3 separate regions of the Mus musculus genome follow, and regions 1 and 3 are each linked to region 2. Evidence: chromatin contacts called from ENCODE Hi-C or POLR2A ChIA-PET data. All regions are on one chromosome and are shown on one strand. Each heading gives the region's core, a stretch centred on a gene start or an enhancer-like site at or near the end of the contact. The rest is flanking DNA. Distances are from core to core; before and after follow the strand shown. Region 1 overlaps Tanc1 (tetratricopeptide repeat, ankyrin repeat and coiled-coil containing 1). Region 2 overlaps Tanc1 (tetratricopeptide repeat, ankyrin repeat and coiled-coil containing 1). Region 3 holds the start of Tanc1 (tetratricopeptide repeat, ankyrin repeat and coiled-coil containing 1).

What was found. A loop is a pair of places that touch in the nucleus more often than their neighbours do. ChIA-PET counts read pairs that join two places held with the same protein, here RNA polymerase II (POLR2A).
Region 1: a loop to region 2 is called in a map of T-helper 17 cell, with 1.8 times the contacts of the local background. The contact joins two enhancer-like sites. A Hi-C loop is called at or near these places in 1 of 37 maps with a recorded cell type or tissue (T-helper 17 cell). POLR2A ChIA-PET finds 5 or more read pairs at or near these places in 1 of 5 experiments (embryonic stem cell).
Region 3: POLR2A ChIA-PET joins it to region 2 with 15 read pairs in embryonic stem cell. The contact joins the promoter of Tanc1 here to the enhancer-like site in region 2. POLR2A ChIA-PET finds 5 or more read pairs at or near these places in 5 of 5 experiments (Patski and embryonic stem cell).

The regions. Positions count from the first base shown.
Region 1 is chr2:59,798,431-59,801,246 of GRCm38, reverse strand. It overlaps Tanc1 (tetratricopeptide repeat, ankyrin repeat and coiled-coil containing 1), which reads right to left. Exons shown (of 27, transcript NM_198294.3): 14 at 1,069-1,676. Among named protein-coding and RNA genes, the nearest start is that of Wdsub1, 83 kb to the left of the region's middle. Within about 2 kb of position 1,411, at least 1 of the 3 ENCODE cell types and tissues checked has a DNase peak (open chromatin) inside an H3K27ac peak, as active enhancers do.
Region 2 is chr2:59,696,809-59,699,614 of GRCm38, reverse strand. Tanc1 (tetratricopeptide repeat, ankyrin repeat and coiled-coil containing 1) reads right to left here. Exons shown (of 27, transcript NM_198294.3): 3 at 188-267. The coding sequence starts at 248. Among named protein-coding and RNA genes, the nearest start is that of Tanc1, 86 kb to the right of the region's middle. Within about 2 kb of position 1,519, at least 1 of the 3 ENCODE cell types and tissues checked has a DNase peak (open chromatin) inside an H3K27ac peak, as active enhancers do.
Region 3 is chr2:59,610,548-59,613,334 of GRCm38, reverse strand. It overlaps Tanc1 (tetratricopeptide repeat, ankyrin repeat and coiled-coil containing 1), which reads right to left and starts at 1,293. Exons shown (of 27, transcript NM_198294.3): 1 at 1,139-1,293.

The sequences.
Region 1 (2,816 bases), core at 162-2,661, 100 kb before region 2:
GAAAACAGAAGTCGTACTGAGGAGAGCGAAGTCAGCGCAGGGACAGCCTATGAAATGGGTACATGCACGAGACGCTATCCTGAGGTCCTGGTGACTACTGTGTGTCTGTGGTTACTATTCCTGAAGCAGCCACCACACTCAGATATGCTTTGTGCTGAACTGTCACCTCCGTTTAAAATGCAGCGTCATTGATGACTACCCTCCAGCTACTTCCTGCTCTAACACCAGCCGTCCACACCCTGTGAGTCTCTCTCTCTCTTTCTCTCTACAAACCCAAACTGCAGCTCACCTTGCTCAGAAATGATCTCTGTAACTCGGTGAGCAATGTCATCACTCTCACTTTGGCACCTCTGGTGATCTGCTTTGAGTAGCCAACCTGTAGCTAAACCAGGTCTGAACGATAATAAACCCTGAGTCCAGTGTTACCTAAAGAAAGTGCACCACAGGCCTGCACTATACCCATCACTACAGGCCGGGAGGGTGGTGGCCACGTGGCCTCCCAGGTACTCACTGGCCACTTCGTATCCAGACCCAATCATCTGGCCCGGTGCCCACCAAAGTCCTGAGGAGACGGTCCAGCAGCTTGCCAGCCCATCACTAGAATAGGAGGCAAACCTGACCCAAAGAGCTGCTCAAGAGGGCAAAGATGCAGGCTAGACAGACAGAGGGCTTGAGAATGGCGGAGGCCAAAGGCACGAGCCTCTTGACCTCTCACCTACCTTGTACTAGGAGGCAAGCAAGCTTGTCTCCCACCTTCCTGTGGTTTGAGTTGTGAGAACTGTACCCTGCCTGGCCTTGTCTGTGAGGAGACAGCTAACTGGATTATAGGGCTCCCCTTTCTCCTCACACATCTGTGCTAAATGGCCAAGGGATAAGGTGCTATATGGCCAAGGGTAGTCAGGAAATGGTAGGGGATTAAGGATCTAAGACAGACACATTCCCCACACCCACCCCTTCCCTGGTCACAGGCAAGCTTGCTATTCCCTAAAGCAGAGACATATTACCCACGTATGGCCCTGCCATACTGGTGGGAGGAGTCAGGTCAAAGGAGGGAAGCGCCTGCCATACCTGGGCTCACACAGGAAGGCTGTGCTTTCGCCATCCGCTCTCCACACCAGCCACTCTCTGAAGGACGGGTGGCAGAACATGCGGGTTTTGTCCCTCCTCTTAATGAGGAAGCAAGAGAGGGCCTCCATCCTCTGCTGGAAGTCCTCCCAGCCCTGCTCGCCTTGGATGTGGCCGGCGTTGATAGCCTGAAATATCTGCTCATCCGTCATGGGGTGGAGGGACGCAAGAGCCACGTTCAAAATGGGAAGGGCCCGGTCAAAGGCAGACTGGGTCATGAACTTCATGTTACACTGCAGCAGATAGAGCTCGGACAGAGACACAGGCACCACCTTGTAGCTGGCACTCTTTATGACCAGGTGGCCCCGCTGGAAGAGGTCCAGCGTGAGCTTGAGGTACAGGTAGGAACCGAGGCTCCGCAGCACCAGATGGCTGCTGACTTTGCTGATGAGGGCGGCGTCGGCCTTGCCATTCAGGGAGATGTTGCTGAGGATGTCCTGGCTGCTGTGGACCCTGTGCTGGACGTAGGCGTGCAGGTCACTGTGAATGTCCTTGTTGTCTGGAAAGTCGTCTAGGGAAAGCTTGACAAATGGCAGTGCACTGATGATTTCCTAGGGGGGGGGCGGGAAACAAAACCTCGCAGTGTTAGTCCGCAGAGTTTCCCCTTTCCCTTTAAAGCAGGCTCGCTCGTTCCCTTTCAAGGAGGATTTTCATGGATTACGGGGACTCGCTGTTTTGTATTAAAACATGTAACAGGATGAGGTACAGATAAAAAGCTTAAGTGAAAGAAATCCCGATGCGAGATAGGATCTCCCCCAAAGCCCCCCCTGAGGACTCTGAGCCAAGTGAGCAAGGGAAAGGGGCCCAAGGAGACAGCAGCAACCAGGCCACACCAACAAAGGGGCAGCGAGACCCTGCAGGTGACCCGATGCCCATAACCCCTGAGCAGCTGGTTCCAGAACAAGGGTAGACACAAACCGTCACTGCACATCTAAGAGCACAGCCAGACACTGAGACAAGAAGTGCCCTCTCTGCGCCAGACACCAGGGCTGTGTAACCCTACCAGGAAACAGGAGACTTCCCGTTCCCCCGGTGTCCCCGGACACCAGGCAGCAAAAATCACTGCCTGCTCCAGTACGGCATGTTCTCATCTTAAAAGAATTTTAAGCATTCTTTTTAAAACAAATTATTTTGTTTTGTCTGCATGTCTGTGTCCCAAATGCATGCCTGGTACCCACGACAAGGGTGTTGGATGCCAGGGAAGTAGAGTTACGGTGGTTGTGAGCCGCCATACGGGTGCTAGAAATTGAACCCAAGTACTACAAAAGAGCAGCCCATGTTCTTCATCACCAAGCCATCTCTCCAGCCCCAAGCAAACTGTTGGTTGACTCTGACTTGCACAGGGTCACGGACGTGAGGGTCATCCCAGATAAGGTCCTAACCCCAAGAAACAATTTAACTTCTCACTAACATTTCTGAAGCCCATGCCCTTGAAGGTAGTAATGGCAGGAAAACAAACGGTAGTGAGCAGCCGCTTCCATTTTGCACGGAAGCTAACCTTAGCACTACAGCAGAGGGATACAGGAACCAGTTCAAGTTTTAGCCCAGCTGCTAGGTTATGCTTAATGAGGGAAATACGACTGAAAATGGATGACCCAAAGGGTCATAAAAATAAGCGTGCCATTTAAATGTAAGGTTTAATCGCAAGTTTTGTTTTTTTTTTTTAAATTAGGTATTTTCTTCATTTACAT
Region 2 (2,806 bases), core at 270-2,769:
ATTAGCGAAAAAAAAAACACAACACACAACACCCCTACACACACACACACACATACCACTCAGAGTACAGACCCTTCACGGCTTCCAGGATGCTGTTCGTGCTGAGCCTGTCTGCACCACCCAGCCTGAGGCAGTGGGATCTGGGTGCCCTGCGCTGCCCACCATAATACCTGCTCGGTGCACGTACCTGCTTCCTTCTTGCTTCCCTTTCCTCCCTCTCGGCTCTTCTTCAGCACAGCCTTCAGCATTTTCAACAGTCTTTTGTCTCTAAGGAGAAAAGAAAAAGAGTCAAATGTAGGGAAAAAAATGGGGAATGTCGTTTGCATATTGACCGAATGTGTAATCCAGGCTCAGAAAAGATCCCTTAGGATAACCTGAAGCGCCATAGATCTATGTTAGTTTCCTATGAATAGACATGTGGTGGGGAACAGCAGTAGAGACACAAGGAATGCTTTATAATGTTCAGTGAAGACATCAGAAGTTCACTGTCATGTTATAAAACTGACAACAGCCACGTGCAGTGCGTTCCCAGCATTCCACATCTAATTAGGTTATGGTAGTAAGACCTTTGGCATGGTGATATACTTTGCCAGCCCTGATTCACACACACACAAAAAAACAACAACTAAAAGAAACCATGAAATCTCAAAGATTAATAAGAAAGAAGCTACGTGGTTAGAAGAAATGTTTTACAGGTGCCACTAATTATAAACCACAAAAACCTTTCTGGAAGGTTACTGGTTTGGAGCATAACTCAAAAGCATCTGCAAACTAAATACAGATGGAGCACATTTTAACCCTGATGCCAGGTGGCCCAATTAAACAGTGCATACACTCCGGTGCATTTTTACTATATATAGTTATGACTTTGGGAAGGAGATGAGGGGAATGGGCTGTGGATTGCTGCTGAGTCCTTTAAAAAACAAAAATCAAAAAAAAAAAAAAAAAAAACAAAAAACAAAAACTGAACCAACTGCATTTTGCATGGGGGTGGTACCGAGTTTGTTAAAACAACACAATGGCCCCGGATTAAGGTGAAACTGGAAACCTTCTCTACAAGAGACAATGGGACTATTGTTTCCTCCTGGCGCTGATGAGCCAGGGAGAAGGCAAAAGCATTCACACAGCTCCAAAACCAACAAGGGTGGGGGGAGGGGGGAATAGGGGAAGGGGGGTGAGGGGGGTAAGGGGAGGCGGTGGGAGGAAACTTCCACCAGGAGAGGAATCCCACACCTGCCTCCCTAACTTGAAAGTGTCAGGTGGCCTCGTGTGACAAGCCACATCTCAATGCTGAGAGTGAAGTAGCTTTGGGGGGCCCTTAGAGAAGGATAAGGAGTTTCACTGTGCTACCATCACAGAGCTACAACATCAGCAAACAGAGTGACCTTTCTTATCATGTGGTCCAAGCCCGTATTTATTTTTCCAAGCCTTTGTTTTATCAACGAAGAAACAGAGACCTTGGGAGACTTGACTCCACCCACGAGTCACTCAGCTAACTAGCAGCAGGGTCTGATTCCTAATATGCAGGGTTCCAGCTGCACCGCCCTCCCGCCGCCCCGCCCCCCTCAGCATCCTCAGTAGGCTGCGGGGTGGCTGACTAGCCTCTCCTCTCAGATCAATGAAAGCGTCGGGCAAACAAACAAAACTGAAAGATATCAGGAGGATACTATCTAGAAAGCCAAAGTGGTTATTAGAGTTAAATCTTTTTTACAAACAAGCCTTTACACACAAAGGGATTGTGGCTCAGGCCCAATTCTGCCTTTGAAATGCTTCTTGAATCTGCATAGAACTTTCCAGACGGCCCCCCTGGAACCACAAGTTTCTCCTGACAGCCATGCTTTTTTAAAAAAAAAGTAAAGGGATATGGTATTCTTAAAAGGCCACAAAGGCCAGACATGGTGGCACATACATGTGATGGTCAGGAAGCCGAGGCTGGAAATCACCAGTTTCAGGTTAGCTAGGATTACCCAGCAAGATTGTTTTCCTAAGGACTTTTCGTTTGTCTGAATGTAAAGAAAGGGAAAGCAAAAATAAAACAAAGAGATGCCTAATAGGCACACAAATCTTTTTCAAATCAACTGTGGAGAGTTATTATTCAGTAAAGACCACACACTTGAAAAAAGAAAACATGCATGGTGGCTCATAGTTTGGTCTAGCACGCAAGTGTAATGTCCAAAATTAACCTGCAAACTCAACCTGCCCAGGAACTAGGTTAACTTCCTGGAATGCTGGGAATTGTAGTTCTTGAGAAATAATGCCTCATGGGAAAATAGGGTGGCCTACAGATTTGTCCTCAGAAGCCTCTGCAACTCGTGGCTTGAGACCATTCTTAGGTAGGAAAGTCCGGGGAATGGGCCTGACCAAAGTCCATCTCTTTGTCAGTGTTTAAAACTTAATAAATGCTTGCTTCAAGTTTGGCACAAATTGTAGAGTTGGTTTTTCTGGCAACTAGAAGGATTAACACAGGAGGTACAAGCACCCCAGTCTGTGGCCTACAGAGTGAATTCCAGGACAGCCAGGGCTACACAGAGAAATGCTGTATTGGAAAAAACCAAAACAACACCAGCCATGAGCTTGTCCTAGGCCCCCACATACTCTGTGGTGGCTCTTGGAGAGGCCTGAGCTTGACCCTTCGGCCATCTCAGGCCTCGCCTTGTCCACAAAGCTGCCCTTATTGGGCCACCAGGTCATTCTTAATTTACAGCAAAACTACCATGCTACAGAACAAGGTCTAGGTGACATTGAGTTTTGGCACCTCGTCCCAGACATCCTGCTGGCCTGTGTCGGGAGCACAGCTGTTTTTTAG
Region 3 (2,787 bases), core at 44-2,543, 86 kb after region 2:
CAAGTTCAAGATGAAGGTGCTCTCCTCACCACCCTGAGTTCACTCTGCAGGAAGCTGTATTACTCAGACCGGTCCCACTACTCCAGGCACAAGAATCTGGGGCTGCCAAGCCGGAGCCGAGGCAGCCTGAAGAAGACTGTCACAGCTCGGCGTCCTCCTCCCTCGGCCGCGGCACCGCGTTTCTTCTACCTGGCCATGGCCGCATTTCCTCCGGGAGCCTTTACACAATAAGTCAAGTAAGTTTTGGGAACTCCAGTCCAGAGATCTTGCTGACTGAAAACACGCTACACAATGCCCAGGGCTTCCTTCCCCGCCAGCCGTTCCGGAAAGCGGCCGCGCCGAACCCAAGGGCCCCCCCCCACACACACACACACACCCAAAAGTCCTCCAGGAAGAACCTGAATCCCCATAATGCCTCCAAAGTAACTACTCGTCGCCCAAGGACAAGGGGACTCGCAAACTTGACACGACCCTTCATTTAGCTGGCACTACTAAAAGGAAGAGAAAAAAAAAAAATCCTCAAGGTCTAATCCCAAATCATCACCCTATCACCAACACCACCAGGGAAAGAAATTGGCTTGCATCTGCGAGCCGCAGCCTGCAGGAGCGAATCACACACTTTCAGCTCACGGTGGGCGATACGATTCCCCACCCCACCCCCACCCCCGCTGAAGTTCTCCCGGGAACTTGGCGACCCGCGCGCGGCGACACTCAAGACCCCGCGGTGCCAGGCGCCCCGCCTGCACGTCCCCCTACTCCCCCCACCCAGGTGCCCGGCGCAGCCCAGGCCCTGTCTAGCCAAGGGACCGAAGAGGCGGGCAAGGGCCGGCTGGGAAAGTCCTGAGCGCCGCGTGATCCCAATGTCCCCCTAGCCCGGCTCTGCTGCAACCCGTTCCTCCGGGAGCGCAGGAAACGGCCTGCACCGACTCCCCGGCAGCGCCTAGCCCCAGGCCGGGAGCTCCGGCGTGCCTGCGCCTATTCCGGGAAAGCTCCCGCTGGGCCCGGCGGAGGAGGGGGCGTCCCGAAACTTTCCCACCAGCCTGGCTCTCGTTTCCCAGGCTGCTCTCCGGGACCCTTCCTTCCCCGCCCGCTGCGGACTCCCGGGGGCCGGCAGCGGCGCCCCGGCAGCGAGAGTTACCTGCCAGGAAAGTTTCCAGCTTTCGGCGCGGTTCCCACCCCGGGGGCCGAGCCTCAGGGCGCAGAGGGCTGGGCGCTTGGCGGCTGCGGCTCCTGCGGCTCCCGAGCCGGGCTCCCGCAGCTGCCACCGCGGAGGCAGCGCTCCGGCCCGTCCCCGCGCCTCGCTCGGCCCACACCGGGACCTCATTGGCAGCGCGAGTCCCCGCCCTTGCGCGTGTTCCGGAAGGCACCTTCCCTGTGCGCGCCCGCCGGGGCTGTGCCTCCCGCGCCCCTCCCGACCGGAGCTGCCCCGGCTCTGGGACCCGCTGGGGCGCCGCACGCCAACTTTCCTCCCGGCGCCTTCGCCCCCTCCTCACCCAGCATGTCCTCTGCGGGAAGCTAAGCTTTCCGGGAGAAGGTTGCTCCCCTGGGGCCTCGCCTGGACCCCAGTGGGACAGGATCAGAAGTGTGATTAGCCCTCTCCTCCTTTTTTTAGCCGTTTTAGAATCAGTAAAGTGGCTCGGCCTTCGGTCTGCGCTGCTCTCTGAAAGCATCCGAGGAGGACATATGGGAGCAATTAGCCAAGCTGAAGTTTCCGCGGATGCCTTAGGGTGGCTTTGTTGGCTTTTCTTCCCCTCGCTTAACTAAACACAAACAAATACACTTTCTTGTTCCAAAATGAGCTGAGAAAGATGGAAAGTGCATCTCGCCCATTGCACCTTTTTCTTTCTGGAAAGTTAAGTTGGGGTTGTTCCGGGGATCAGTGACTGCCCAGAGTCAGGGGCAGTCCTCCCTCCTCGAACTCTGTGGCTAGCAGTACTGTCTGGGCTAAGTACACTGGCCAGCGGCTAGCTTCCTTGTCAGGAGGAGGAGTCCTGGAGGAAGAACAGACAAAGATGCTATTATTAAGTAGGCTGGTGGCAGTAAATTAAACTCCCTAGTTCCCAAAATGTTTTGTTATTCCCAATAGAACAGAAGTTTGAAAATGGCCTAGGGAACTGGGAGACCTGGGTCCTCCACAACCTCCCAGGAATCCAGGCAGCCAATTTATATGTAGAAGGCTCAGCCCTCTCTATTCCCAAAAGCCCTTTGGGCCCCCTTTCTTTGCAGAAGGATCAACTAGAAATTCCAACAGGAATTGCACACAGGCCGCCCATCCGTGTAAGGAGAGTGAAGAATACAGAAGTTGCTATAAATGGGTTTATTGCCAACCCCTAACCTTTGCTGTGGCAAACCTGCCTTTAAAGACAACTGTGTTTTAAACAACTTTCCCTATAAAAACTTCAACCTCACATAGAGCTTCCCAATATAAAGATAGCTGCAAGAATGGTGTTTGCATTTAAAGTTCCTGTGAAAAGTGACAGGAAGCAAAAGGCTGCTCAATCTATCTCTCCATAATAAATAAAAGATGGTTCGAATGTGTTGGGTATTTTTCACTCGTATAGTCAAAGACCTGATTATCACTATATTTATAAGTATGCAGCGAACATATCCCAGCCTTTACTCAAGCAAATCATGACATGAATATTCAAAGCAAGTAAGGACTCCTGGTAAGCCAGGAAGGTCACAGACACCCCCTCCACCTCCAATGCTGGTTGTTAAAAACCAGGTTGGTGTTTGATTAACTTCTCTTGAAAAACAGTGTGTAAAACTGACCAGTCTTTCAACCAC